Regions from separate parts of the Homo sapiens genome. Here region 2 is linked to region 1. Evidence: read pairs that join two places in POLR2A ChIA-PET (ENCODE). Cell type or tissue: PC-3. All regions are shown on one strand. Each heading gives the region's core, and the rest is flanking DNA. Links, peaks and the distances in the headings are about the cores only. Region 1 holds the start of KMO (kynurenine 3-monooxygenase). Region 2 overlaps WDR64 (WD repeat domain 64).

The links. Peaks named below come from ENCODE experiments on the same cell type or tissue, not always from the same donor. Only the 100,000 strongest peaks of a DNase experiment are listed, where the experiment ranks them.
Region 2: POLR2A ChIA-PET joins it to region 1 with 13 read pairs; 3 of 35 experiments call an interaction of 5 or more read pairs at or near these places.

Annotation. Positions count from the first base shown.
Region 1 is chr1:241,531,287-241,547,598 of GRCh38, reverse strand. KMO (kynurenine 3-monooxygenase) reads right to left here and starts at 15,221. Exons shown (of 15, transcript NM_003679.5): 1 at 15,101-15,221. The coding sequence starts at 15,154. RefSeq lists an enhancer at 15,489-15,638. In PC-3, for the core only: no CTCF peak of the experiment used is centred there; no DNase peak of the experiment used is centred there.
Region 2 is chr1:241,710,931-241,727,242 of GRCh38, reverse strand. It overlaps WDR64 (WD repeat domain 64), which reads right to left. Exons shown (of 28, transcript NM_001367482.1): 9 at 15,362-15,441; 10 at 3,807-3,946. The region is part of intron 1 of LOC124904603 (a long non-coding RNA gene); the gene reads left to right. Among named protein-coding and RNA genes, the nearest start is that of WDR64, 67 kb to the right of the region's middle. In PC-3, for the core only: no CTCF peak of the experiment used is centred there; DNase peaks (open chromatin) are centred at 9,122, 9,782 and 10,122; H3K4me3 peaks cover 350 bases; H3K27ac peaks cover 1,920 bases.

The DNA of each region.
Region 1 (16,312 bases), core at 9,213-11,712:
TTTTTTTTTTTTTTTGAGACAGAGTCTCGCTCTGTCACCCAGGCTGGAGTGCAGTGAGCACTTTTTCATATATTGATTGGCTGTTTGGATCTCCTCTTTCACCAAGTGTCTGTTTAGATCTTTTGCCCATTTTCTATTGGGTTGCCTATCTTTTTTCTTTTCTTTCTTTTTCTTTTGTTTAGTTGTTCATAGAGTCTGAATATAGAGTCTTTGTCATTTTTAAACATTAAAAATATCTTCCATTCTGTGTCTTGCTTCTTAAATGCTATAGTCTATTTTGAGTATGAGAAGCTGTTTATTTTAATGTAACCATATTCACCAATCTTTTATTTTATTATTAATGCAATTACAATAGTCATTTTATTTTTAATGCAATTACAAATGTCTTGTTCAAGAGATCTTTGCCTATTCTGAGATCATGAAGAATTTTTTCTGATCTCTTGTCTTTTTAAAGCTTTAGAGTGTTGCCCTACCAGTAGCTTTATATAGGCTGTGGTAGTTTACTACCTCATCACTGGCAACCTGTATTTGGTAAAGTCATCTGTATATAATTATCACACTTGAATTTTCAACAATAGTCAATACCGTTAACTAAACCTTCTGGAAACATTAACCTTCTCTCATTTTCTGGTTTTCTTCATACGTCTCTGGCCAGTCCCACTTTTCCTCTTTCACCATTGCAAAGACGGACAAATATTGGAGTTTCTCAAATCTCCATCCAAGTCTGTCTTCTCCATCCATGATGATGTGAAAATGTATATTTCCTATCCAGATCTGTTTTTTGAGCTCATGCATGCAAATGTTTAAGTGATACAGCTTCTTGTATGTCTCAAAGCACCTCAAAATCAACAGATCCGAATTGAAACTTGCGATCATCGCCTCCCATCTCATCAATTCTCTCCACATATTCCCTATGTAAGTGAATGATATGCCATCCATCCAGTTGCTCAAACTAGAAAGCTAGGAGTCACCGTCTCTCCTTGATACTCCATTCCCAGTTCTGCCAGTTCTACCTTACAATGTTTTTCCATCTACCCATCTCTTTTCATTTTCACCTTTCTGCCTCTAGTTATTGGAATCATTATGCTTAACTAATATCAAATTTTCTGTGTATTCTACCAGCATTCATTTTGCCTCTTTCCAATTTATTTTCCACAAGCAGTAATTTAGGGTGATGGTGTAATAGGTCATTTGAACTAATACCTCTACTGAGAGGAAAAGGAGACGCAGAGAGATGACCTGGCATTTGGAGCCATGCCTACAGGCATCTACAAATGCAAGAGAGGCTGAGGACTTCAGTAGAATTTTTGACAGACTCATGAAACTAGAAGTACAAAATTTGGAGTCTGGGACACTCCCGCACCCCTTGCTCAGGAGGGCAGGTTCTGATAAACCCCTTATGTTTTAGATCAGGACCCTAAACAGGTACATCCCAGGAGAAGGGCAAACTGGAAGGAAACCAATGATCCAAGGGCCTGTCTGGAAATCATCTCTAGTCCTGATCAGATTGCATTAATTTTTGATTGCTGGTAATCACAGCCACCCAACAGAAACAAACATAAATCCTCTCTGGAAAAAAAATGACATCACCATAAGCCTCAGATTTTCCCCACATTTTAAAATATACAAATCTGATCATGTCACCCTTCTGCCCCAGCCTTGCTATCCTTCTTTTAGCCATTGTATTTGCCATGCTGCCCCTTGCTGAGGGGTTTAGCGTGTATTATATCCATGGCCAGAAGTGTTATCTTTCTTCTTTACATAGTAAACTTCCTTTCATCCTCCAGGTCTCCACTCAGCTTCACTCTCTAAAAAAAGATTTCCTGGGCCACCCTACCTCAAATCCTGCAATTATGAGTTCTCACAGTGCTTTGAACTTTATCTTTGGGGTAAATTGCATCCTTCCAACTTCATATGTTCAAGTCCTAACCCCCAGTACTGTAAGAATGTGACATTATTTGGAGATAGGATCTTAATATAGGTAATCAAGTTAAGATGATATCATTAGGGTGGGCCTTAGTCCAATATGACTTGTGTCTTTATAAAAAGGGGAATCAGACACGCATTGAGGAAAGATGATGTGAAGAGACACAGAGAGAAGACTTCCATCTACAAGCCATGGAGAGGGACCCGGAACAGATCTTTCCCTCACAGCTCTCGGAAGGAACCAACCCTGCCGACACCTTGATTTTGGACTTCTAGCACCAGAACTGTGAGACAAGACATTTCTGTTTCTTAAGCTACCTGGTTTGTGGTGATTTATTTATTTTGGCAAGCCTAGCAAACTAATACAAAGAGCTTACAACAACAGAAAATTTACATCTTTAGAGTGATTCTATAATCAATATCTGTCTGTCCTTCTAAGCTATCAACAGGTTTTGCTCACCATTTTATTCCTAGCATCTACCATTGTGTTTGTAACATAGTAAGTGCTTCATATATATTTGTTCAGTGTATAAATAATGGTAGAGATTACATTTTTAAGTAAAGTTTGTAACCAAGTGAAGCCAAAATTTATTGAGCCCCTACTAAATATAACTTAATCTGCTAAATTTTAGGGACTCAAAGGTTACCAAGATAAGTCCTTGTGCCCAGTAAACACCCTATTTAGTAAAAAGAGACAAAGGTATAAATGTATCAATGTTTAATGAACCACTTTTGAGTATGGAGGCCCACTTCTTACATTAAAAATTTGCAGATTCTTTTATATTATTTGAATTTCTAACATGGATTGTTTAAAAATATATAATAAATTTAGTCACAAATCATCTACATATACTTTAAAAATAATTATGTGTTTAAGTCATATAATTTTATCCTACTTACTCAAAATTTTGTATGCATGTTATTTCACAGACCCCTTGCAAAATAGCCCTGGGCTCACAGGTAAAAATCAATGTAAAAAACAAAAAGAATAAGTCAAGTTCTAGAAAACACACATGAAAAAGATTAATTTTTTCTTGACAAATGTGGCAAATTGTATTTTTCAAAGATGGTCATGATGATATCCTTTATCCTACATGCTCTTCTCCAGTGTGATCTTGATACTCCTTCATCAACACATGGGGTTTATTTCTACAATCTCTTAAATCTAGAAGGGCCTGTGGTAGCTTTGACCAAAAAAATGCAGTAGAAGTTACCCTTGAGCCATTTCCAAGCGTAGTCCTTAACTTGTCCAGAAGCTTCTGCTTCTTTCTTTTAGGAAGTCAATTATCACAAAAGACAACAGGTCGTGAGAGTTGGAATGAAGACACAGGAGGTTCATTTATTAGATTGGTGCAAAAGGAATCACGGTTTTTACCGTTAACCACAATTACTTTTGCATCAACCTAATAGAAATGAGTCTCTCTTACTGAGAAAACAGGTAGGGAGAAAGGCAAGTAGGACACTAAAGCCACAATCTAAACAACAAGTGATCAGTGAAAATCTAATGTAGGGAAATGGCCTAAAAGGAGAGATCCTGGGATTCAGAAGCAAGAAATCCATTCATCCATCTCCTAAAAATTCAACCACAGTAAAGGAGCTACAATATATAATGCTGCAAACAAAGCTCTCAGTGACTGTGTTGGAATAGGATCAGCTCTAAGCCAATGATGGGCCAATGGTCTGGTTGCATGGGTTTGTTACGTTCTTTTTCTTTGATGAAAATTGATTCCAGGATCTCAGAGGAGGAGGGCTGACCAAGGTGGAGATTCTGCCTCAATACTTCTAAGGTTGGCAGATGCCAATTCATACCTTTCCAACGCTTACGTGTTTGCCAACTGAACATGTATTAATTGTTTTTATGGGAGAATAAGGGATCTCGGGTAGTGTGGGCACATTAAGATTAAATCTAACTTAGGCTCATGAAAATATTAAGTGCTAGAGAAGATGAGGCCTAATGGGATCTCCTACACATTGCTTGTAATTATCTTTTCAAGTTGGATATTCACATATTGAACAAACCAGCAATTCCTCTTAAAGGCATATACACAGGAGAAACTTTTGCTATATGTATATTGGGTGACATGTGCCAGGTTGTTCAGTGTAGTGCCTTTCATAACTAAAATAGACAAACAAAAAAGCGGGGAATAGCCCGAATGACTATCAGAGTGGAATGAACGAACACATTATGGCATATTCACACAGTGAGATATGATATGAATATATTAGCAAGACTATAAGTGAAAAAATAAGACTCAGATAATTTTATACTGCATGATACAAAATGAAAACAATCAGAACTAAACTATAGACATATGCAAATACATAGTTTTTGAAACACATAAGTAGTATTCATATGTACGTGTATACATGAGATAAATATGTAAATAATATAGGATAAAACTATATATAAAGAGGCAAGGGAGTGACAAATAAGACTTGGCATAATGCTTCTAATGGGTGGGGGACGAGTACAGAGTTGATGAAGTCACTGGCACTCTGTCACTTCTTGTGTTGAGTAGTAGATTCATGGCCGCTTATTGTTATTATTATTAATAAACAAACAAACAAGGAAGTAAAAGTGTTTTCTCCAAGACCAGTCATAATACTGTGTAAGGAAATAGATCTCGTATAAATATGACCGCAATTCTGTGTAACGGAGGTTCAAATAAATTTAAAGAAAAAATACAATAGTAGGTGTTACGTCGGTTCAGCCAGAAGGGGTAGTAATGGGCGTGGCTAACAATATAGCTTTCAGACTGTAATTTTCTTTCCCCTCTCACTTTCTGTAAAAAGTGCTTAATTGGGAATAACTGCCAGTGCCATCTTGAGTTGTTAAGCTGGCAGGAAGGACTAAGACAGAAATATATAAGTGGAAAGAAAATGTGGTGTGTAAAGCATGCTAAGCGCACCACACACTCTTGGTTAAGGCACAGCTGGGTTCCTGAGCATAAATAGTGAAGGAGGACAGCACAGGAGAGAAGAAATTGGGCAGGGTTAGACAGCTGGGAGAAACAAAACTATTTTTTGATTCTGGTTCTGAGGGTAAAGCCTTAATAGAGACAGGACTGTTCCCAGTAAGGACATGAACAATTATGAAAAGTTTCTGTATTTGTTTCGAAGCACCAAACGTTCACGATAGTGAGATGTTTGCTCACAAAATAATTTTGCAAATTAAACATTTTTATGAATAACCAGTCTAACCTGTTTGTGTGTACAAGACTTTGAGGACATTCCTTGGTTACATAATTATGGATTTACCCAATGTATCATTATCTCGCTTCTCCACTTTCTTCTGTCTCGTCATACTTCCTTATTTACAGGTCATGTGCTGTATAGGGATGCCTAACCTACCACTTAAAAATATTATTTGAATATTTCCTTTCTATAAATGTTGAGGTATGCTTCTCCAGTCTTCCGTTGCTGAGCTTTTCTGTCAGTTCCCATGTGACCCCTCTAACAGCAATTGTTCAAGTAGCCAATGATCATGAGAAAACTGTAAACCATTTAAATTTATAAATGTTGACCCTTGAATCTTACATTGAACTGATAAGCAACAAAAAAATAAAAAGAAAGAAGGAAAGGGAAAAACTGTGATCCTATTAGGAAGAGGAAACAGGATTATAAAAATTCCGTACATTTTATGTCTTTTGATATAATATATTTGAAATTAATCTGATAGTGCAATATTAAACATTTGTCAACTACTTTTGACTTAATGAAGCGTATAACACCTTCCCTAATCCTTAAGAATCATGAATGTTTCTGAGTTTTCTGTCTATCTAACTTTTAAAAAGCTTGTTAATAGTGTTGAAATCCATATTTGGTCATGAAACTATAGTTTGACGTCTCAAGATTTTGATCTTTGGGTATATCAATGCAATGAGAAGAATCAGACTGTTAACTCTACTTACAATGCAATAAGCACATCAGTGTCTTCATACTTTGTTAGTAAATATTACATCTTCCAGAATTGCATATGTTATGCCAAATATTGTTTTATTATTTAATCCTTACCCTGAGTTCTCTAATCTGTGTCATCTGGAATTGATCTCTAAAGCCAAGCAGTGGTCTTGATTTTCCCTCTTATGAGAAGGTGAATGATGCACATTCCTGAGTGCTCTTAAGAAAATTTATGACTTTTACTCTAGTCTTGATCTTCGTCCTGAACTCCATCTGTGACTACTGAACCTGTCTATAGGCATCTCCCTCTCAACATAGCTAAAAGTTGACTTATTCCCATTCCTCAGCCCTCTCATTCTCCTTCTTCTGTATTCTGTATTCCATAAACTTTCTTCCTCCTTATATATTTCATATCTTAGAGAATAGCAATTGCATTCACTAATTCACCCAACCAGGGTAGCTCGGTGAATATTTAACACCCCTCTCTACCTACCAGTATACATGAAGCTAGGCAATACGTCCTATTGATTGTTCCTCTTCAGTCTCTCTCACAGCAGATCTTCTGCTACCCACAGCTCTGTCCTTACATGGGGCCCTCATTAGCTTTTACCAGGCTACTGCAACCGTTTTCTAATAACCCTCTTTCCCCAGTCTGTATGCATTCAATCTGTACTCTGCACTAGAACTAGTCATCTTCTTTTTATTTTCTTTTTAGACAGGGTCTTGTTCTGTCACCCAGGCAGGCATGCAAGGCTGAGATCATAGTTCACTGCAACCTTGAACTCCTGGGTTCAAGTGATCTCCTGCCTTGGCCTCCCAAGTAGCTGTGATTACAGGTGTGCTGCTATGCCTGGCTAATTTTTTTAATTTTTGTAGAGACAGGATCTTGCTATGTTGCCAAGGCTGGTCTCAAACCCCTGGGTTCATGTGATCCTTCTGCCTCGGCCCCCCAAACAGCTGAGATTATAGGCATGAACCATCATGCCCAATCACTAATTATCTTCTAAATAAGATGTTGAATGATTATTTTTGTCTTACAGTTGTTTATTAGCTCCTTATCTTTTCAGGAAAAAATTCCAAATTTTCAATATGACATAATGGATTCTTACATGTGATCCCAACCTCTTTCTCCAGTTCATTATGCACTATTCTCATGCACTATCTCATGCACTATTCTCTTGCACCATCTGTAATAGGCATACTAAATTTACTATATGTTTTCTGAATATGCCATGCACTTTTATTCTTCCATGCCTTTGAATACTATCCTTCCCTGCCTTATATTCAGTTTTTGGAAAATGCCTACCTTTCCTTTAAGACTCATATCCTCAGTGTAGTTTTTCCTGATACCTCTACTCCTCCAAAAGACTTGTTTGCCTTTTCTTCTGTAATTATATATATATATGTATATAGATGTGTTTTAATGTCTCAAGTACATTGAATTATTTATTTATAGTCTTGTCTGACTTCCACCAGGCAGTAAATTCCCAGAGAGGAATAATATTTGCATGGCTTGTATTTTGTCTTTTTATCTCTGATATAAACCACAAATTCTAATGAATTAGAAAATACAGGTAAATGTGAAGAAAAAAATAATTCCTCACAATTTTACCACCAATGGCAACCAATATTAACATTTTCTATGTATATAAAATACATGATATTTCTTTTCAAAATGGTAACAGGTTGTATATTTTCTTTCATAATTTCTTTCAAAAAATGAAAAGTGTACTCTAAATACATTTCCACGTCAAAAGATGTCTGAAGTAAAAGCATTTAATACTTGCATTACATTTGATTGTAGGCAGTGTGCTTATATTTGGATATTCAAGTTATTTTAATTCTTTAGCATTATAGACAATTGTATGACGCATACACGTTTCTTTTGATAAAATCTCACTAATGAAATGGCCCACCAAAGGGCAATTTTGAATAAAAGGGATTGAAACACTGGCCAATTCCGAGCTCCACACCCTCCTTCTACCTGCCCCGTTGGCTCCTGGGCCTTATTACTAGTGGGGGAATGGAGTAAGGATAACAGGGGAATGAGAAAACAAAGAGGGAAAGAAGAGAGTCTGAAGTGAGCTGCGGAGAGAATATTGATGGTCTAGAGCGTAAGAGGAGCCTGCTCAATCTTCCTTTGTCTTGCTTTTGGAATAACTGCAAAGCACACGAAAGAGATTCAGATTGACTGGGGCAATATCATTTCAGAAGGTTTTGTTGGGAGTTTTGAATACACTCCAGATTTGATGTTTTTGAGAGCCTACATTAGATTCTATTTGCTTTTAATTTCTCATTGGCTGAAGGACAGTTGTTACTCTGAATGCAATGCCATGCTTAGGCCAACTTCAAGGGTGAAGTAGCTATTGCTGCTTTCTGGAATTTTTTTGAGACGGAGTCTCACTCCGTTGCCCAGACTGGAATGCAGTGGCACGATCTCAGCTCACTGAAACCTTTGCCTCCCAGGTTCAAGCAATTCTCCTGCCTCAGCCTCCCGAATAACTGGGACTACAGGCACACACTGCCATGCCTGGCTAATTTTTTTGTGTTTCAGTAGAGATGGGGTTTCACTGTGTTACCCAGACTGGTCTCGAACTCTTGAGCTCAGGCAATCCACCCACCTCGGACTCCCAAAGTGCTAGGATTACAGGCCTGAGCCACCGTGCCCAGCCAAATCCCCACTATTTTTAAGACTACAGATGTGTATATTTTCAAGTTGTTTTCCAGGAAAAAAATACCGGCTTAGATTACCATCAACAGTGTATGAGGGTGCTCTTTTTCTTTGAGTAGACAGATAGAGGACTAGACGAATGCATGAGTGAATATGGACAGAAGGGAAATAATCTGAGAGTATTTGGGAGGAGGATGCGCCAAATGAGAAGGAATGAAAGACACACTCTTTGTAGGCACTTAACAAAGTCTGGAGCTGTCTAAAGTTGTTGGTTCCATTCCAGATACTTCCCACCAGATAGCAAATGAAGGAATCTCTGAGGGATGAATTCCCTGAGGTGAGAGTGGGATTTATGAGGCACAGCCACAAAGAAATCCATTCCACCTCTGTTTTTAGAAGGTGCTAGATATGGGCCACTAATGAGAGTTTTTCATATTTAAGAAGGCTCAGAGCCTATGAAATAGAAAACTGAAACCCAGGTCTAACATGGTGAGGCCCACCAAACAGCCTGCCTTGCTTGCTTTTTATTGCTTACTTCTAGTTGATCTCAAAGCCCATATAGCTAAAAGTCATGTAGCCAAACAATATACATCTAATCTGTCACTAGCTTCCTTATAGACAACGTCTCTGGCATGTATGTCACTATGGTAATAGTTGCTTAAAGTTTTTGTTTTTGTTTTTGTTTTCAGGAACTAGGTGTTCTTACCCAAGTTAAACTACTTGAAAGAGACCACCAACCCTCTTTCTACCTTGCCCATTGACTCCTGGGCCTTATTACTATGGAGTAAGGATAATAGGAGAATGAGAAAGCAGATAGAAGAAGGAAAGAAGAGAGTTGCAGGCCCTTCAACTGGGCCTGCACAAATGCCCAAGAAGTGACTTTCTGATACCAGAAGGCCAAAAACCTCACCTTCACAGCATGCTAATGCCACCATTTTCTGAACATGTGTCCTATGAAGAGTCATGAACCTTGATTATGCATGCTCAGACCACCTATTCATTTTTCCCCACTGCTAATCACCTTCCCCACACCTTAGACCACCCTGCTTCTTTACCCCATAAATATCTCTAAGCCCTATCTTTGGAGAGGTGGATTTGAAAGCTGTTCTTCCATCTCCTTGCTGGGCTGTCCTGTGAATAAAATCTTCTCTTTACTGCAAAACTTGTTGATATGGTTTGGTTGTGTCCCCACCCAAATCTCATCTTGAATTGTAGCTTCCATAATCCTCATGTGTTGTGGGAGGGACCCAGCGGTAGGTAATTGAATCATGGGATTGGGTCTTTCCCATGCTGTTCTCGTGATAGTGAATGAGTCTCATGAAATCTGATGATTTTATAAAGGAGAGTTCCCCTGCATGCCGTCTCTTGCCTGCCACCATGTAAGACATGCCTTTTGCCTTTCACCATCATCATGAGACCTCCCCAGTCACGTGGAACTGAGTCCATTAAACCTCTTTTTCTTTATAAATTGCCCAGTCTCAGGTAGGTCTTTATCAGCAACATGAAAACGGATTAATACACTTGTTATCTCAGTAACTGACTTACTGCATGCTGGGCAGAACAAGCCTAGTTTGGTATCAAAACAAGAGTAGAGCAAATAGAGCTTAGTTTATTTTCACATTGATAAAATAATAACAATAAAGGTTAACAGTAATTATGTCTTTTTCATGGTATAGCTCATTAATATTTGCAAAAAATATAAAGTATGCACTTGAATCAAATTCTGTGTAGACCTCAACCCAGGATTATAAGCCATTTGATGGTTCATATGCACTGAGGACGTTTACTTCAGGGAAAGTGAAAATTCTGGGTGACATTTGATTTCTTTTTTTAGAAAGGAGTAGGTTGAGAACAAAGCTAGAGATCTGTGAGCGAGAAAGTGTGAAAAAGAAGCAGTAGAATTTTAGTGTTAAAAGACTAGCAATCTAGTTTTAGTCCAAGAGGAAGAAACTGAGACCCATAGGGTAAGATTTCCTGAGTGTCCAGCTGGTTGCAAACTCTGCTATTCCCAGTCCCCTCAATGAATAATGTTTTTTCCATCCCATGAAGCTGAGTGAAGAGTAAGTGGTGAGGTGGAAAAATCCTAAGAAGAACAGAACAGAAACACCATTTGGGGACAGTTTGGCATCAAGACCATTTTGAGCCTATAAATCCATGACAGGATTTAACATCTATAGCTGTGAGACATAAACTCTCATAGAGTCAAGGTCAAGTTGCCTCAAAAGCAATTTCATCAGCAGAGGCCACTGACTTGACTTGAATTCCAGGGGGCAGGGCACAATTATCAACAATAAGTCAAAATACGTACAAATCTCCTCACCCTCTAAATACTACTAAATGGAGAACTTTCCTGGGTCAAACATAGGGAGAGTAGATCACAAAGCTCTCTACAGTGGGGTTTCTTTTTTGCAGAAAGGAACAGAAGAAATATTTGAATGATATCCTAAAATACATCTCCAAAATACATGCTAGAATAGTGGACATACATTGCAACAGCAGGAGTCAGCTGAGACTGGAATGCTTAATAGCCCTCTTACCAAGGCTCTTGGCTTCAGTCAAAAAATGGTGTCTTGAGTAGCTTTAGCTGTCACTGAAATGGTGCCTTTTTGCTCTGATCACTTTCGTCATACCTGTAAACACTGAAAACAGTTATCAAAAGCAGTATTTTCTGAGTCTTAAGGACTGAATTCAGATGTGGATTAAGGACACTTGTTTAGCTTAGATGGCCTTTGTTTACTTCTCTGGCTTGTCTACTTCTCTCTCACTTCATAAAGAAAAGAAAACATATCACTCTAACATGAAGTAAGGCAGTTTGTATGGCAGTTTTTTTGTAATGCAGGTTTTTTTTGAAATGATGTGCTAGAATTGAAAAGCTACACTGTAGAACTCCTTCCAGCATGCAAAATTGAGATTATTTTCCAAATCCTTTTTTAAGTTACTCATTGAAAGGACTACATTCCTCATGACATAATTGTGTTAAAAAAAAAACTCTTTAAAAATTTCCCATAACTTCTAAAGGAGTGATTCTCCACTTTGTTCTGAAATCAAACTCATGCACAGAAAATATTTTAGTGTGGCTCACATTATAAGGCACTGGGAAACCTTTATAAAGGTAGCAGGAGCCAAAGATAAAATAATCTTTAGATCTACGAAGTAAAAAGCTTCTATGGGGAATAAACTATGCATAACAAAATTTTAATAGAAGGCAGCATTTGATAATGACAAACAAAGCCCTGTGGGCATTTAAAGAGAGGAGAAGCCTTCACAGGTTGATTGTCCTGCAGTTACCTTCTGGAACTAGCAGGAGGTAATCCCATTGGCTGGAGAAGGGATGGGGGAGTTGTAATTCACACAAGGAGGAAAATATCAGTCAATACAGGGGTCTTTCTAAATATTTAGGTCAATGTTCTTGAAATGCTATTTTAACATCTTTTCCCACTTGTTTTTCAATATTTAAACTTTACCTGGTTTATGATTATGGTTTAGTTTCTTTTACCTTTTGTTTCTCATTAGGAGTTTTTTTACTGGTTTGTTGATCTCTTTGACTGAACATGTCTTCAAAGAAAGGAAATCAACTGGTTTAACCCAATATCAGATGATCACTACATCAGAGCAAGAATAACTTCTCAGGGTGACTTTTCATTAGGCAAGTTTACTAGACATGGTAAGCTACCACTGATAAGAATTGAGGGAAGTTCACTATATTTTTTGGATGTCTAAGTAAAGGTTCTCAACTCTCATTTTTTTTTCTAGGGGCCAGGGGAGAGCCTTTAATGTGTTAGACAGTATAAGGTACTGGGATATGGTTTATGGAAAGGAGGAGGTAGGAAGGGAGGGTGGAAAAAAAAACAGAAGAAGATGGGCAAAAATGTAATCTTGTCCTCTATGTAAAGACATTAACCTTCTTGAATTGCTCTATTTAGTCAATACTTTTAAAAATAATTTTCTCAATATTCAAACATGCATCTGTTATTATTTTTTCACCTTTATATCATTAAGTTTTCTCATTCCTCTCATTTATTCATCCACCCAATACATAATGTTAGGCATAATTACAGCCTCTGGAATACATTGGTTAATAAGAGTTTATATCCTAGTTGGAGTAGATATCTAAGAAACAGGTTAAAAAAAAAAACCCAAAGTGTGTAATTTCCGATACTGGTAGATAAGATTAACAAATAAAAAGGGAAAGGGGTGAAGCCAGAAAGGCAGATAGGCTTAGTTCAGACAAGACCTTTGGTAAAGAGTTTGGGTTTTATTTTATTTGTAATGGGAGATCATTGGAAGATTTTAAGCAGGGGATGATAATGATCAGACTCATGTTTTAGAAGGGTGTTTCTGGCTGTGGTGTGTAGTATGGACTATAAGGGAAAAGGAGTTAAAGCTGGGAGACTAATTTGGAGCTTGTTGCAGGAATAAGGATGGCGGATGATAATGGCTTGGGCCAGGATGGTTGTAATGGCTAGAATTTAAATGTATTTTGGATATAGAGCCTCAAGGCTTACTGATGGAGTGAAAGAAGAATAAGCGTTTGCACAAAATGACAATAGGAATCAAACATGATGCGTAAGCATGGACTTGAACAATAGGATGGATAGAATTCTTTTGCAGAGGAATTTTAGTTGCTCCCTAATACGCAAGTAGTAATTTTTGTCTCCTATTTTCCAGCATATGTATGACGTGGTTACATGATGACAATCTCATGTTATTCAGGGAGAAATCCATGGATGACACCCACATTTTTATGCCCCCCAAAACCATATATACAATCACATATTTGTTATCTCTCCCTTGGATTTCTAAGAGACAATTTTTAAAATGAGACATCACTGCTGCCACCTTAGTCCAAGTCTTGAGCTAACGTAACAGCCTCCTAACTGGTCTATCTTGTCATCTTAAAATGTTCCTAGTCATTCTCCACATAATGGTCCAAGGGACCTTTTAAAATCACAACTTAATTTCCTGCCTAAAATCCTCCAATAGTTTCCCATTGTAATTTGAACAAAATCTGATCTTCTTGCCTGGACCTCTAAGATCCTACAAGATCTGGTCTGTCAGCTTTTCTGGCCTCATCAGCTACTCTTCTCTGGCCTCAGGCAGTTCCTGCCTTTCTTTCTGCTCCTTGAACTTGGGCAGCTCATTATTGCCTGAGGGTTTCTCTTCCTGCTGTTCCCTCTGCCTGAAATGCTCTTTCTCAAGATCTTCACGTAGTTAGTTCTATCTGATCATTCAGGTCTCTGGTCACATGTCCCTTCAGCAGAGCAGCTGTCCCTGACCACATTCTAAACAGGTACTCCCAAAGATACTCTCTACAGCACTACCCTGTTTTCGTTTCTTTCATAGTGCTTCTCTTTAACTGAAATTGTCTTATTTGTTTTCTTCTTCCTTGTCTTTTTCTTCTCTGGAATTCTCACCCTCGCATCCCTACTACCTAAAACAATATTGGTACATAGTAATCAGATTTTGTTGAACACATGAATTCTCATTTTGTGCAACATTTTGATAGGACAGATTGGACACAAGCCTAGTATGAAGCAGTGACGACACATGTCCCAACCAGTGACCAACACATCATGTGATAGCATTTCTAAATGAAAATTTAGAATCAGAAATATTAAAAGAACTGTTCTAGCACTTTGGGGAAAAGACACTAAGGAAGGCAGAACAAAAGACAGCATATACTGTATAAATACATGTGTGGCATAAAATATACCATCTATATTCAGCCTAGAACAGTGTTACGCCCTCAATAAATTTTTTGTTGAGTGGATATATGAATAATTAATGAAAAGTCTCCAAATGATTTGACCAAAGGTGATAGGGAAATGATTTAACCTTGACTAACTGGGATGTTTGTATTCTGAAACAGAAATTCTGCTGAGATGGGAAAAAGCAAAGTTGAATCGGAGCAGACCCATGTTAAACAGAACTACCTTTGGCACCATAACTATGAAAGCAGAGAGTGACCTCTCCTTCCGTCTTGTTAGGTATGGGGGAAGCCCCAGCACCTTTACGTCACGTGCTCAGTGAGAGGTGAACACCTCACTCCACTGTCTTAGGTGCTCCACTGGAAGAGTCAAGTAAGTCAGGCGACCACATAAATCTTATTCCCAATTACTCATATAACTAGTGAACATTCAACATGATACTTTGACGTTAGCTTCATGTTTCTTGACCCTTTTATTCTCATTAGACAGCATTAACTGAGTTATTAAACAAAGCGGAACAAATGTTTTTATTAAAATGAATATTGAGACTAATTCCTGTTCCTAAAAACATAGCCAATTTGGGGATAAAATCAAATTCAATTTGCATTATTTTTGCTTTTTAACAAATCCTAAACCAAAATGATGAGGGAAAACAGAAACCTTTGTATTTAATGGCTATAAAATACCTTTCCTGAAAAAGAACAGATTAAAACTCATACTATATTAAATCTATGAAAATAAAAATATTAAAAAAATAAACAAAATAGCTGTATTTAAATATCAGAGTTTTCACAAGAAAATTAACAATTTGCAGAAGTGACGAATAATAATCATTACGAGTAATAATAGTTAATATAATACCACCAACAATAGTAATCCATCTGAAAATTCTTACCAAGCCACCACCAATGACAGCTACTTTTTTCCTTTGAATGACAGATGAGTCCATAACTGCTGAAGTATTTTTCACAATTATTGTTGCTTCTGTCACTGAGTGACACTGATTTCTGTGTCTCCTACACACTGATTTCTCTGAGTTTTTATACTGCCCCAAGCCTAGTGCATTCATGAGCCAGCGGCAATGTTTAGTCAGGGCTAATTTCCCTTGACAGTATTAACCCATTAGTTGGCCAAAGTACAATCAGCTCAGCTCTAAGAAAAAATAAATCCATTACAATAACCAAATTTTTTAAAAAATCCATCCAATTGGAGACACTCTATTTTTTCTATCTTCTGTGTAAGACACAGAAATTTTTAAGCAGTCTTGTGGCTTTTCTTCTTCTTTTTCTACAGCATATATTCTTAGTTTCGTTTTCATTCATGATTAACCATGAATGGAGCCCTTCTCATCTGAAGTCCAAAAACATCTTATACCTCCCTTAGAGAGTAAGATGACATGGTTTCATAATTCATCTGTGGATCATTTTTGTGGTTAAGACCAATCAAAAATTTCATCTAAAGGGTCCTCATGGATTGTTTTTAACAGGCTCTACCAGGGAAAATTCTCTGCAAGGTCTTAATATTCTCCCGATCAACATTTTGAATTGTGTAACTGACCATACTTCCCCTTTTTTTTTTCAGCCCAGATGCTAGAAAATTTAGAATCTAATTTTAGAATCGAAAATTTAGAGTCTAATTACCACTAGGGGAGATGACTGACACAACGCTTCTGTAAACTCATTCCCGACTTCATATTATCTATTCACTTTTTTGTCTTTTTCACTCCGTTTTAAATGTTATACTTTTGTGCATGATTTGCGAATGGCAATTGTTTTCTGGAACATGATGTGGTGTAATGTAAAATAAGAACATAAATGAAGTTGTTTCTTCACTTCCTGTTAAGCACATAAAGAATTCAGAACGTTTTTTTCCCTGGTTAGGAACTAGAGTTAAATGGCATTCAATAGTGACCCCTTGTGGATAAGCATGATTAGGTATTTTATTTATTTTGAATAGGTAATACATTAACATGGCATGAAATTAAAGACACAAAAGAGTACACGGTGAATAGTAATCCTGCTAACCTTGACCCTTGGCCACCTATTCCTCCTGCCCAAAGACAACAACTGTTTTGGTGTGTGGGTTACCGTATTCTTCTACACGTTGA
Region 2 (16,312 bases), core at 7,996-10,495, 180 kb before region 1:
TGTCTCAAAACCTTCACTGTCTTTCCAGTACTACTTAAAAAAATTAAAATTTCCTAAGCTGGGCACGGTGGCTCACACCTGTAATCCCAGCACTTTGGGAGGCTGAGGCAGGTGGATAACCTGAGGTCAGGAGTTCAAGACCAGCCTGGACAACATGACGAAACCCTGTCTCTACTAAAAATACAAAAATGAGCTGGGCATGGTGGCAGGAGCCTGTAATCCCAGCTACTTGGGAGGCTGAGGCAGGAGAATAGCTTGAACCTGGGAGGCAGAGGTTGCAGTGAGCTGAGATGGTGCCATTGCACTCCAGCCTGGACAACAAGAATGAAACTTCGTCTCAAAAAAAAAAACTTTGTCCTTATTACAAAGTAATGTATATTTACTATTTAAAAAAACAAAGAGAAAACAAAAGAAAAAAATCCATCCATGTATATCCACAATCTTGTTAGCCTCACTAAAACATCTTGCTATTAATCATTTCCAATAACATATGATAGACACGTTATGTTTTAAAATTGATTTAAAATTGATTACTTACATATTATTGTATTTTATATATTATTTAGATATTTTCATATGACTATTCATTTACATAATGTTGAATGTCTATGTGATATTTCTATTGTATATGAGGATACAGCATAATTTACTTAATCAAAGCCTTTTTTTCCTCTTGAATTTTACTTTATTGGTACATCACCCTAATTATCTCTCTTTTTCAACTGCAATATTGAAGTGTAATCTACTTACCTTAAAACTCACCCGCTTTTAGTGTAAGGTTCTGTGAGTTTTAGTCAATTTAAATAGTTGTGCAACCATTATCATAATCTCTTTTTTTAAAGATGGTGTCTCACTATGTTGCCCAGGCTGGTCTTGAACTCCTGGGCTCAAGCGATCCTCCCACCTTGACCTCCCAAAGTGCCAGGATTACAAGCATGAGCCACTACATGCAGTCCCTTGCTCTTTTTTTAAAAATTAATTTTATTAATGTATTTTTTAACCCTATATAGCCAAATTATTATCACCTCAATATATAATCAATATAAAAACGATTGGCCCAGTGCCATGGCTCAGGCCTATACTAGTGCTTTGAGGCAGGAGGCTCACTTGAGCCCAGAAGTTCGGGCAACATAGCAAGACCCCATCTCTACCAAAAATTTAAAAATTAGCAAATTAGACAGACCTAAAAAAAAAAAAAGAGAGCTCTCTACAAAAAATAAAAATAATTAGCTTCGTACGGTGGCCCCCACCTGTAGTCCCAGCTACTGGGGAGGCTGAGGTGGGAGGATCCCTCGAGCCCAGTAGGTCAAGACAGCAGAGAGCCCCGAGGCTGCAATGAGCCCCATTGCACCATGCCATTGTACTCTAGCCCGGACGACAGAGCAAGATCCTGTCTCAAAAAATTGAGAGTTTTTTTTTTGGAGTGGGGGGATAGTGAATCTTTGGAGTCTTGTGTATTTTACACTCACAGCGGACCTCAATTCGGACTAGCCATGTTTTAAAAATTTGTGGCTACCATATTGGCAGGTGAGGGCTGCTGGCCTGCTGGGGAATCCTGCAGGTCAGGTCACGTCCTCAGTTGTGAACTGGAGGAGGCAGGTGCCGGGTGCATTTTCCTCTCTAGCCTGGGAGGAACCCCTCAAAGGTCCTTAGAGTCTTTCCCTTGTGGTTGCACATGGCAAGCATGGGCTCCAGGGAGATTCGCATAGTTCCGTGAGCATGGAGGGAACGACTGGGCCTTGGAGATCCCGATTGCTTCCATCGAAGGGTTTTGCATCGGGTAGAGGGTGTATGAGGGGTAGGGGGTGTACGAGGAGGGAGGTGCGGGGCTGGGGGACGTGGAGGGAAAGCAACCGGGTTTTTTTCTTTCCCTTCCCTTCCCTCTTTCATTTCCTTTCTGTATTTCCTGTTTCCTCCCTATTTTCTTGTTTTTCTTTTTTCCTTCTTAAATCAATATAAGCAATAGTGCATTGAGCATCCTTTAATACAGATCTTTGCACACTCATCTAGCTATTTTATTAGAACAAATACGCAGGAAGTTTTTGCCAGTTTTATTTCCACCCAGCAGTATGTAAACCTGTCTGTGTTCTTAAACCTTTGCCCTTCACTCCACTTTCTTTCCCCTACTGACTTGCTAAAGATTTTTGGTATTTGTTCAAGGATATTTTTCCAATTTCTCTGCTTTTTATTGCATTTTTGCCCCCTGCCCCTGCTGTCTGCCTTTAACTTTGTTTATGAGTATAGGGAGGCAGGCTGAGGAAGGGCAAATATGGGATTGACCACACTTCGGCACTAGATAGCTCTGTGACCTTGTGTAAGTGATTTAGATGTCATTTTCCCTGACGTGTGTAAAATGGGGAGAATTACTTTATAGGGTTGTTATTAGCATCAATGAGTTGCATATGTAAAATACTTAGCACAGCGCCTGGCACTTAAGCACTCAATAAATGGTAGTTATTATAATTTACAGAAAGTTTGAATGTTTATTTAGTCATATTTACTTTCTCCTTAGTCATAGGTGCTATGCTTAGGAATTACCCAAAAGTTATAAGACTATTCACCTATATTTTCTTCTGGAAATCTAGAATTTCTATGGTTTTGTATTTTAAATTTAAAATCTTTAATTCATATGTAATGTATTGTGCTGTATATTATGAAATCATGATCTGATTACATCTTTCTTTCTTTATGGCTAATCAGTTTTCCCAACACTTATTGAACAAACCATCCTTTGCTCACATATTTGAAACATTATTTCTGTCCTATACAAAATTCCCACATAGACATAAACTAATTCCTGCATTTTCTCCTTTGCTTCATAGATGTGATTATTTCTGCATTGACTATTGCTCTGTTTTATTTATTTTGGCTTTATGATATGCTTTAATATTGGACAGGGAAAGTGCCATCTCATAATTATATCTTCCAAAGTTTCTAGGATATTCCTATATACCAGTATTTTTACATTAACTTTAAACTTGGCAAGCTGACACTTAAGTAATTCTGACTAGCAATAAATAAATATATTAAACTGATGGAGAATATCTTACAGCACAATATTTCCATGTAGGAACATAGTATGTCCCTTAATTTGTGTTCTTAAACACAGTAAAACTTCATAGTTATCTTAATGTTAGTAGTGAATATTGCCTGTTAAGTTTATTCCTAATATTGCATATTTTTTACTCTTGTGAATGCTATCTCTTTGACCTTTTTTCCTCACTAATTATTGTTCTTATATAGACATTTATTTATTTATTTCCTTATTTATTTTTTAGAAATTTTTATTTTATCTTATTTTTAGGTTGCCATTGCAACTAGCCACCTTATGGAATTTATCTATTCCTACACTGAAAGTTGATTGTATTGATCTCTTTTCAAGCAGGTAATCCCATTATTTGCAAATATAATTCAGTCTCTGAATTCTAATATTTATAACTTTTTTTTTGTTTTATTACATTGGTTAGAATGTTTCAAACACTGTTTAATAACAGAAATCCTCATTTTTTTCCTAATGTTCCTATCTATTGAAAGGCCCCTTATGTTTTACTTTTGAGGGTAAAATTTGCCATCTTTTCAATATTGTTTTTCTTTTACACTTGTTTTTAAACGTGTTCTTACTTATGCTATAATCAATAGAAAGAGAGAACATTGGCTTATCATTTCCTTTTCCATACTGACAATATTTTTCTCAATGATTCAATGACTATCATTTATTTCAGTCAAAAATTGTATCATCCCTATGCCTTCCAACAGATAATTTTCCGGAAAAAACTAGTTTTGTTTTGTTATTTTCTTTTTGTTACCTTTGCAGAGGAAAGGCTGACGACATGTTGATCTTTTTCATTGGTTACGATCTCGGCGATACTGAACATGTGTCCTACAAGTTTCCCTACTGGCTTGGTGCTGATATTGGGGTGCCACAACCGGATGACCTTATCATCTCCTGAAAAGGAGGACAGGGAAAGATTGTTGGTTTTCTGAGGTGGTCAGAGTTTCAAATGTATCTCTCACTGTATCATACCCGTATCTTTCTTCGAACAGCAAATCACAGTCCGTTTCTGGCAGGATGCATTATTCTGTGATTGATGTGCTAAGGGGCTGGCCTTGGTTTGGATCTGCTGCTTCTTGTGAAGGCTGTTTTGTAAAGACTGTATTTACATACACAAATGTGAATTCTCATAAATATTTTATGAGTTCTTTTCTTGACTCAATCCTTTCCTATACTTTGATGCATTAATGTATTATTTATACTTTATTTACTTCCAAAGATATTTAAGGCAGCTGTTCTTTTGTTTTCATTCTTAAATTATGCAAACATTATAATAATGAAAGAAATCAAGGACAGAGGAAACTGCACTTAATCTTCACCATTATAACAAATCAACTGTTGTCATTTTTCCGTCTTCCCTTCTAGCATGTATTCATAGGCATATATAATTTATGTGTAGTTACTACCATAGAATAAATATGGTTTTTTAATTGCTAAAAATCATAGAAGGGCATAATTTTTATAAAAATGTCTTTTCCTCCATAATCTCTAACTCCCTGTGGGAAATCACTGTTAACTTTTTAAAAATATAAATTAGATATATTTCTAGATACATATTTATACCCACTACTTTTTTTTATTTAGGAAAGGCCACGAGCTCATGCCCGCATAATTATCCTTTTAGTTACTATTTCAGAATTTCTTAACCCCTTGTCCATTGATTAGTCCACTAATTCTAGTTTTTTACTTTATTCAGCAATACTGCAACGAATGGTTATTGTACTTCTGTGGTCTTTTTTTCCTTTTGGATTATTTACTGTGGATAAAGTCCCAAGTGTGGTATCATTATGTTACAGGCTATATACATTTTTATCACTTTTAAACATATTGCTAGCTTACTTTCCAAAATGGCTGTACTAAATCCCAAGGCCATCAATGATATATTCTGTCAGTTTCATTAAATTCTGGCCAGCACATGAATATTGTCATGATTTAAAATGTTTGCTATGTTAATAGTTCTAAATGATACCTTATTTTTAATTACATTTTATGATAGCTAATGCCGTTGGGTATTTTTTCCCAAATATATCTGCTAATTGTATCTTCTTCGTCTGTAAATTTTTTGACTATATCCTTTAGCCATGATCTATTGGAATTTTGACAGCACTGAAAATAAAAGTTGAACCAAGAATGTATTATCATATGTACACACACACACACACACAGTTTTATGAAAAAACTGGCTGCATTTTCACCAAAACCATATCCTCTCTTCCTGGATACACATTTCCAGGCTCCTTTGCAGTTAGGCGTGGTCAGATTACTGAGTTTTCGCCAGTGAATTCTGAGAGCTGATTTTAAACTTTACATTTTCATTGTGTCTGACCCATTCACATTTTGGGAGTTATTTTTTACAGTAGCCAGCATTACTTAAACAAATGTGCAGCTGTAATCTAATTATGTTTCCAAAAAGAATAAAAACTGTAATCATTTACAAAACATAGAATATTTTTAAGATATTAAATTTTATATTTCACAAATAGTTCTTTAAATGTCATCCTGGAAACTGAGTCATAAAAACATCAAAGAACTTCAAACTGGGATCCTAGAAGTTGCATAATCCAACTTTCTTATCTCACAAAAGAAAGAAACTAACTCCCAAAGATTAAGTAATTTTAATTGAATGATTTAATTTAATTATTTAAATGTGATTTGTACATCTGAGAAAATGGAATTGAGTTAGTAATACAACAAAGCATGCCTAAGCACCTTACATATTACCAAGGACCTTTAGGCTACTAGACAAAAAGGCTGTATAAAGGCGTTATAACCTAAGTTATAATTTATGTATAACCTAAATTATTAACAGTCATAATTTACATATAAAAAGCCTAAAATTCAAAATAGTCATTTTACATTCTTCACAGAATTAGAAGAAACTATTTTAAAATTTAAGTGGAACCAAAAAAGAGCCTGAACAGCAAAGACAGTCCTAAGCAAAAAGAACGAAGCTGACGGCATCACACTATCCCACTTCAAACTATACTACAAAGCTCCTGTGACCAAAACAGCATGGTACTGGTACGAAAAGAGACACATAGACCAATGGAACATAATAGAGATCTCAGAAATAAAACCACACATCTACAACCAGCTGATTGTCAACAAACCTGACCAAAACAAGCAATGGGGAAAGGATTCCCTATTTAATAAATGGTGCTGGGAGAACTGGCTAGCCACATGCAGAAAACTGAAATTGGTCTCTTTTCTTACACCTTATACAAAAATTAACTCAAGATGGTTTAAAGACTTGAATGTAAACCCCAAAACCATAAAAGACCTAGAAGAAAATCTAGGCAATACCATTCAGGACATAGGCATGGGCAAAGACTTCATGACAAAAACACCAAAGGCAATGGCAACAAAAGCAAAAATTGACAAATGGGATCTAATTAAGGAGCTTCTGCACAGCAAAAGAAACTATCATCAGAGTGGACAGACAACCTACAGAATGGGAGAAAATTTTTGCAATCTATCCATCTGACTAACATCTAATATCCAGAGTCTATAGGAACTTAAACAAATTTACTAGAACAAAAACTACCCCATTAAAAAGTGAACAAAAGACATGAACAGATACTCCTGAAAAGAAGACATTTATGCGGCCAAAAAACATATTAAAAAAACTCAACATCGTTGGTCATTGGAGAAATGCAAATCAAAACCACAATGAGATACCATCTCATGCCAGTGAGAATGGTGATTATTAAAAAGTCCAGAAACAAGAGATGCTGGCAAAGTTGCGGAGAAAAAGAAATGCTTTTACAGTGTTGGTGGGAGTGTAAATTAGTTCAACCACTGTGGAAGGCAGTGTAGCGATTCCTCAAATATCTAGGGACAGAAATACCATTTGACCCAGCAATCCCATTACTGGGTATATACCCAAAGGAATACAAATCATTCTATTATAAAGATACATGGCTGCGTATCTTAATTGCAACACTATTCACAATAGCAAAGACATGGAATCAACCCAAACACCCATCGATGATAGATGGGATAAAGAAAATATGGTACATATACACCATGAAATACTGTGCAGCCATAAAAAGGAACAAGATCATGTCCTTTGCAAGGATGTGGATGGAGCTGGAAGCCGTTATCCTCAGCAAACTAACACAGGAACAGAAAACCAAACACTGTATGTTCTCACTTATAAGTGGGAGCTGAACCTTGAGAATGGACACATGGACTCACGGTGGGGAACAACTCACATTCACTGGGTGGTGAGGAAGAGAGAGGATCAGGAAGAATAGCTAATGGATGCTGGACTTAATATCCAGGTGATAGGTTGATCTGTACAGCAAACCACCATGGCACATGTTTACCTATGTAACAAACCTGCACATCCTTCACATGTACCCTGGAACTTAAAATAAATTTGAAGGAAAAAAAGAAAATAAATAAATTTTTAAAACCCAAAATAGTAATTCTAGTTAATCTGATATTATATATTGGGCCACCCATTAGGATGTATTTCCTGATGTATATTGGATTTTTATTTTGATAGATTATCCACACTGAAAGGGCATGTCAGGTATGGAGGGATAATTAGGTGACTTGTTAGTTGGGTATTTATAAACCAGGCAAATTTGATAGATGCTTCCATAATTCTATGATTATTTTATTGGGCCTCATGAAAAAGCATAGTATTTTTCTCTACCTTTTTTCTCTTCTTCGAGTATCCCAATCCATCCATCAAGTCTCAGCATAGCTTTTCCTCCAGTAATATTCCAGAATACTTCCATATTCTTCAAACCTGAGTGCCCTACCTATGTGCCTCCTTCATCCCCATCATCCTTCATAGTTAATTATTTGTCTGGACCACTATTAGACTCCAGGTGCCTTGAGGACAGGACTTGTTGTTGTTTACTGTCACATATAATCTATAGTAAGAATTCAAAAGATATTTTTTGAACCACTTCAATAACTTCATTGTTGGGATGATGAATCACAGCTCAGAGGTTTAACTATCAAGTCCCCAAAGAGGGGAAAAACATGTATTCAAACAAAAAAATGGATCTTCATTGAATGTTCATCTAATTTTTTTGGAAGGTCATTTGTTCATTTCAGAGGCTCTCACTTCTTGGAGTGTTATTAAAGGCAGGCTGAAAAAAACTCATTGCATAGCTGATGGTTTCCATTTCTTAAGAATTGCAATTGAGTGAATTCATTCCCTCCCAAATTTATATATTGAAGCCCTAGCCCCAACACGATGGTGTTTGGAAATGGGGGGCCTTTGGGAGATAATTAGGTTCCAATGAGGTAATGAAGGCGGGCCCTCATGATGGGATTAATGTCCTTATTAGAAGAGACACCAGCTCCTGCTGCCCCAACCCACCCTCTCTCCCCTCTCTCTCCCTGCCATTTGAGAACATGGAGAGAAGGCAGATGTCTACAAGCCAGGAAGAGAGCTCTCGCCAGAAACTGACAATGCTGGCACCTTGATCCTGCACTTCTAGCCTCCAGAAAATTTCTGTTGCTTAAACCTTTCTGCTTATGGTATTTTGTTAAGGCAGCTCAAGTTGGCTAAAACATCAAACAAGATATTGGAGGGGTTGTGGTTAATGAGGAAATGGAATATTTTCTTAAATTTCAAACTTTCATGCTGCCCTTATTAACAGCAAGAGAGAAAAATCTCTTGAGAAGCTAACTGTGCACTTAGAAATTTTTTTAAATCTATGCTCCCCCTTCTCTTCTGATACCTTTGTGCCCTTAGTATTTTGCAAGATGTGAAGGATACAAAGAAATTCTAGATATTGTTCCTGCCCAAGGTCTACTTTTTCAGAAGACCCAGGTTTACACCCTTTTAGACTTAGTTTGGTTATTACTCTCCGCAGCGCCTTCCCTAATCACCTTCCTCTGCCCTAAACGGAGTTCAGACTCCTTCTTCTGTGTTTTTACTGTGCTTTCTTCAGCTTTCTTTTACAGCACTCATAATTGTCTGTTTACCTATCTGTTTACCCATTATCTGGTGAGCCTAGTAGTTCTCATTGATAGCAGTGTTTGGCAAGTAGTAAGTGCTTAATACATGTTTGCTAAGTAAATGAGTTGGCTTGTAGAGTCACTCATGAAGTGGTTAAGGACACGTATTTTGAGCGAATCATATTTGATTTGAAACCTGGCTCTACCCCTTAACTAGCTTTATGACTTTGAGTAAGTTGCTTTGCCTCTCTGCATCTGAGTTTTCTTACCTATAAAATGAGGATAAATGGAAGTTAACATCATAGTTTTATTGTGAAGATTGAGTGGAGTTGTAAATGTGTAACTGAACAGTTTCTGGACCGTAAACTAACAATTACTATTACTATTATTCTAAGTTCCTACAATGCATTTAGATTATATTTAGGGGAGAGGAACTGATACACAGATATATGAAATATGATCCCTGCTCTTGAGAGTTCACAATCTAGTAGTAGCAATAAGGTAAGGAGATATAGAGGGTAAACAACTATTTGTAAAGAGTATGTCAAATCTGAAGATAGGTCTTTATACTATAAATATTATGGCTCATAAAGAGTTAATTCCCTGTTTTTTTGTTGCTTTCTATTTTTTCTTTCTTTTTTTTTTCTTTTCTGCGTGTGTGAAGCCAGAATTTAGATAAAAGTCACATATCAAAGAGAGGATTTTCTTTCCTTTAGCAGATTCTTCTCTCAGTTGGGTGAGTCACTTCATCTAAGTGCATCACTCTTGATGAGATGAGCGGGCTTAGTTCACACAAAAAAGCAGGAGAGAGATAGCATCTAGTAAACCAGATTTCTGTGGTCCAGGAAGAACACAGGGCTGAGTGGGTGCAAAGAGAACTGATTCAGTCTCAGCTCTGCCAGCTAACTAGTTGTGCGACTTGTCTGGGGTCTCGATTTCCTCATGTAAAATTATAATCTTCAAGGCTCCATCCAGCTCTAAAATTTCATGATTATGTGCTCCGGAGGGAGACATCACTACAGTGAAAGCAGAGGGCAATCTGGAATTTTCATAGGTAGTAAGAAACTCACCAGATATTCAGTTACATGATTCAAACTGACTAATTCCAATAATGCAGTATCTTGACTGCATTTGCTTTTCATTGGGAATTGTCAAGATGTGTCATGCTATTCAGACATGTTCAGAACCTAAGCCTTGCACCCATAGGTGATCTTACATCATGTTGGTGGGACATCCCCTGAAATGGGCATTATCATTCCTGGATGATGAGGCTGGCAATAGGCTATATCCCCAGAAGAAAATCTATGACTTGTATATCACACGAAGAAGAATGCAATAGAGATCTGCCACCTGAGAAATATCTAGGCCTCTTAAACTAATGGCTTTGTCCGTTATTCGTTGTGAAGAAAATCCAATCTTTTGGAGGTTCCCTATTGCCTACTCCACAGATGTCCTCCAGCTCTGCTTGCTTTCGTTGCTTGGAATGGAATCATATGTGGTGGCTTTGTGGAGGCAGAATTAGCAGAAAGGGACAGATGCGAAGCTCTCAAAGCCTATACTATTTCATCTGTATTATTATCACCATCGCCATCATCATCATCATCATCATCATCATATGTTGATTCATGCTATACTTTGTAGTTACCTATAAACTTGTCTTACACTATTAGGCTTTAAATGTTCGCAGGTTAGGAATACAACCTGACCTTTATAAGGTTAATAGCCTAGTCTATAGCAATTGTGCAGAAAATATTTGTTGAACAAAACATGAAAAAAATGCATGCAGAGCCCCCAAAATATCTTTTTGGGAGGTAATTGTGTTCCTACTCTGAATCTTCCATACTAAGAACTTAATTCCTAAAAGGCTAGTGCAAACACTGTTCAGCAAAAATATTCTTGATGGTCACCAAAATAATGCTCAGGAAATTTTTAGGTTTTCTTGGTAAACACTCTGTCCTGGTTTGGCTTTTTTTTTTTTCCTGCAAAAGCTTGTGCTTTTTTGAAGCTCATCAAATGTCCCTGCACATTTAACACATTCAGCTATGCCTAGCAAAGCTGCTTTTATTGTATATTTTGAGTCGTCAGCGGGTACATACCGTACATTTAGCAATGGTGCTTGGCTGAGTCACTAATCAACAAGAGTACTCTCCTGAGAAAAATGTGTTTTCAGTTACTGGGAATTTGCATTTTCTACTAATAGAGGCTCCATAACTGTGACAATTCAATAAATTATGCATGATGAAAAGTATTAGTTGCTTGTCGGTCATACTACTAAGTGTTTTCTTCCCTTGGTGAGAGAGCTAGAAAACCTATAATAAACACGTTTTCAAGCTGTAGATGAGGGTCTTATAATATAATGAACACTGAGGTTAATGAGAGTCAAATGACTTAATCCAAAAACACTGAAGTGGTTTAAGTCCTAAAACTTTACCAAACACATTTTTCCCCCAGAAATGATTAAAATACTAAGATTACAAAGCCTATAAAAACTGGTCAGTTCTTAACATTTTGTATTCTTTTGTGTGTGAGGGCAAAGAGCTGTGAAGAGGAGTTGGTTAAGATTAATGTGACAGCATAATGTGACAATCAGATTTTAGAATCAAATTTCACATTAGCCATATATTTACGTACTGCTTTTTCAAAGGGTTTCATGTGCAGGGTTTGCATTGAAAGAGGAAGAGGGCTAATATTTTTGCCTAACTAAAGACATGCAACGGCGACAGGAGGATTCATTGCAGTTTGATTCTCAAACATGTTTGCTGCTTTATCTCTCACACCAAGGGGCTCTCCCTCCCTCATCTCTTGCATCCTCCTTCTGATGTGTGATCCAAACCAAAAACTGTGCCCATTTCCGTTGGAAGTAATAAGCCAAGACAGTCATTAACTCAGGAAGGAGCAATGGGGATCAAGCAGTTGGGATATAAGTAACCCACGTCTTTTTCTGAAAGTATCCCACTTCTTTTTCTGATTCTAGCATTTGTTTCTTGATGTCTTCTAGACTTCAGTATGGAGATCTTTAAATAACTGTAATTAGTTTGGTTGAGAGACTTGGATTCCTGTTTTTCTTAGAATCATCACTACCAAGTATCAAGAAACTTGCTCCCTACCCAAGCCATGACTCCCACACACTTCTTTACAGACTTCTTATCCATATGCCTTCCTTTCTTTTCTTCATGTCCTCACTTGAGTCTTAGAGGTTTGTGGACAATTAATGTTTTGGTATTTCTGAGTGCACAAAGCTGTAATTATATATTGAGTAGCATCTAATTGGCAAACTGGGTTCCAAATTTTCCAAAGGACATTTTTAGTTTATCTCCCTGTGAACAGGCAGTTCTTTAAAAAATAGAATCACAGTATTTTAGGCTCAGAGGGATCTTGAAATGTATTTAGTCCCACTTCCTCATTTTCACCAGATAAGGAAAATGAGCAAAAGGGAGCAATTAAGTGATTGCTGAAAAATCAGAGTTGGTGATTGGCCAGGCGATGGCTAAACCCAGCTATTCTAACTTCTAGTGCATTGTTTTTATTTGTTGTGCTTGCCAATAGGCTACTATATTATCTTTGTAATACTGTTGGAACCATAAGCTAATTTCAGTTTAGTGTTATAGAAGGCCCAGAGCTGAGCATAGATTTAAATATAAATTTTGAATGCACAGTGTACTTGAAAAAAAAATTAACTTTATGCCCTTAGGGGAGATTCCCCAGCCATGAAATAGGAGCTCAGCTGTCTTTATATTTAGCAATATAGGCACTTCAGGGATTAGGCAGGACACTTTAGATAGGAAACCAAACCGCCTGCTGTGTATGTTTGAGAGTGAGAAATTTGAAAAAATCTTATGATAGACAGAGCCAATAGCACTTACTCATTAAACATCATGGCTCCTTTAATAGATATTTTTGCTGTAAACTCTTTTGCCAATGATGTATTTATTGATTTTTTTCTTGATGACAGAGTTTTCTTCTTTTTTAAAAAAATATTTATTGTTTCTTCCCTTTTTAAAGTTTGGGTTTGCAATGTAGGCCACTTTCTTGATGTTTGTTTGTGTTTCTGTTTTGCTCATTTAAGTCTTGCAAGCCTACATGCCTTCTGTCTTTTACAAGGCCACCCTGGCCTCCTTGAGGAACCTCTGGGAGCTCATCTTCTCCCAGATCCAGGTAGCCTAGGGAGCCCTGACATCATTCATCTCCAACCAGATCTTTTCCTGTCACCAAAAGGAATCTTCTCTTGAATGTCCAATCAACACTTGACATTTAAGTTCACAATTGAGCTTTCTTTTGTTCTTCTTCCCCAGGTAAGCACCCACTTCCTAATTTCTGTACAACTATCAACACAATTGCTACTCTTTCATTTCTCCCACCATACAAACGTGGAGCTGGTTGATTTCTCTTACTAATCCCCAAAAGCATTGCATCTCCAAGTCTTATGAATAATTAATTTCCCATGTCTTTGAGGTCGAGTCTTTCTTTTTTTAAATAATAGCACCTACAGTAATTCAGACCCTCTCCATCTGACTCATGTCTTCTCTAACAGTCTCCTAACTAGAATCGCAAATTTCATTTTATCCCAACAAAACCTCCACCTTTGCCAAAGTGATTTTGCCAATGTGTTTAAACAGAGAGGATTAATATTTATTGAGAACCTATTATGCACCAAGCATAAATTATCTCAATCAATCTCAAACACCATCCTATGAAGTAGGCATCCTTCCTCCCTCCCTCCCTCCCTCCCTTCCTTGCTTTTTCTCTTTCTTTCTTTCTTTTTTCTTTCCGTTCCTTCTTTCTTTCCCTTCCTTTCTTTCCTTCCTTCCTTTCCTTCCTTTCTTTCCTTCCCTTCCTTCCTTCCCTTCCTTCCCTTCCTCCCTCCCTCCCTTCCTTCCTTCCTTTCCTTCCCTTCCTCCCTCCCTCTGTCCCTCCCTCCCTCCCTCCCTTCCTTCCTTCCTTCGTCCTTTCTTTTTGAGACAGGGTCTTGCTCTGTCATCCAGGATGGAGTGCAGTGGCACAGTCACGGCTCACTGCAGCCTCAACATCCTGGGTTCCAGCAATACTCACACCTCAGCCTCTCTAGTAGCTAGGGCTACAGGTACACACCAAATGCTCAGCTAATTTTTAATTTTTTTTTTTTGTAGAGACAAGGTCTTACTGTATTGCCCAGGCTAGTCTTGAGCTCCTGGGCTCAAGCGATCCTCCTGTCTCAGCCTCCCAAAGTGCCGGGATTATTGGTGCGAGCCACTGCGCCTGTCCAGGTGTTATTTTCTTATTGTTTGTATTATTAATAACAAATTTGTATTGAGGACTTTGAATTAGTTTAGTTTTGTTGCTATTGTTGTTGTTGTTGTTTTGAGACAGGCTCTTGCTGTTGCCTAGGCTGGAGTGCAGTAGCACAAACATGGCTCACTGCAGCCTCAACCTCCTGGGCTCACGTGATCCTCTGCCTCAGCCTCTTGAGTAGCTGAGACTAGCAGTCTTTTCATGTTGCCTAGGGCAGTCTTGAACTCCTAGGCTCAAGCAATCCTCCTGCCTCGGCCTCCCAAAGTGCTGAGATTACAGGTGTAAACCATGGAGCCCAGTCAGTTTAATTCCTATAATAACATTATGGGTAGGTACTATTATCAACTCCACTTACAAATGAGATTGGAGCTTAAAGGAATGAATAGCCTGCCCACCACACAGCTCGCAAGTGAGAGAGCCAGGAGTTGTACCCATACAGTCTGACTCCAGGGCCCAGGCTCAAGGCCATCCTATGGATATTAAAACCCCAGTATTATAAATAAGGAGTCTGAGTCTCAAAGATCATTTCAGTCCCCTACCTTCCCCCGACAAAACTTATTGTGTTACCTTTTTCCTTCCTCTTAGCAGATAACCTTTTTTGTTATTTTCTACCTAACCTATCCCTTAAATGTTGGTATTCTTCAAGATTGTCTTCCTGGTCTTCTCATCTGTTAACTCTAAACCATTGGCTCTTGACCTTTTTGGTCATGATCTCCTCTGGAGGATTTGATGAAATTTTGAAATTTTTCTCCAGAAAAAGGCACACGCACACACATAAGTGCCGGGGGCTCCAGGTCTCCTGGGAGACCTAGGAACTCATGCTCTCACACATAAAATAAGCTCCAGATGGATTAAAGCTCTAAAGGTAAAACAGAAAACAAAACAGTAAGAACAAATTCTAGTAAAATACAGGAAAATTTCTCTCACACACTCTTGGGCTGAAGAAGGCTTTTCTAAGTATGTTATCAAATCCAGACGCCAGAAAGAAAAAGACAAACAGATTTGACTTGATACAAATTTGTAAATTCCCTAATGTGTTCTTCCTAGCACCAAAACTCGAAGAGAACGATGTTTGCAAAGTAGAAAACCCCTATGTAATGTGAACCGCCCTCTCACCTCCAGTGACAATCACATTTGCCTTAACACAGTAGCAAAAAGTGTTGGCTCCTCTTGGCATGGAAAACTCTCTGACAGGCCTGGAAAACACAAATTAGATGGAAAACATATATATTTTTCTTTATCAAGTTAATTCTGACTTATAAATAGATTATGTTTGATAGGCTCATTTCTAAGTTGGTTGTAAATCCATTTGCCCCCAGGCCGTATTACAAGTAATGATTAAGTCGTAATTAACAGTAAGAATCTACTTACTCCATTATGTGGTGATATTCGCGTAGTACTTTGTATTGTTCCTGTTTAAAAGAAAATCCAGCCCTCCATGCTGGGTTTGTGGTTTTGCTTGTGGTGAGGATGGGCCGACCTGTTATAAGGTCTTAATCCGGAAAGGGTATTGGGTGGTTAAGTGAGTCTGTTGGGTAGCACATAATGCCAGGAACCCTTTTGGACACTTCTCCTTTGCTCACCAGCCACATCCAATCTGCTGTCAAGTCCTGTTAATTTTTCCTCTGAAATATACCTGAAATCTGACCACTTCTTCCCACTCCCACTGCAGTATCTTGGTTGAACTCTCCATCCTCTCTCACCAGAACTACTGCAATAAACTGGTAATTTCTCTGCTTCTACTATTTTTTTTTTTTTTTTGAGACAAGGTCTCGTTTTGTCACCCAGGCTGGAGTGCAGTGGCACAATCTTGGCTCACTGTAACCTCTGTCTCCCAGGTTCAAGCAATTTTCCTGCCTCAGCCTCCTGAGTAGCTGGGATTACAGGCATGTGCCACCACACCCAGGTAATTTTTGTATTTTTAGCAGAGATAGTGTTTAACCATGTTGGACAGGCTGGTCTCAAACTCCCGACCTCAGGTGATCCACCTGCTTCAGCCTCCCAAAGTGCAGGGACTACAGGCGTGAGCCACGCGCCTGGCCTGCTTCCACTATTGCCCATTCTTCT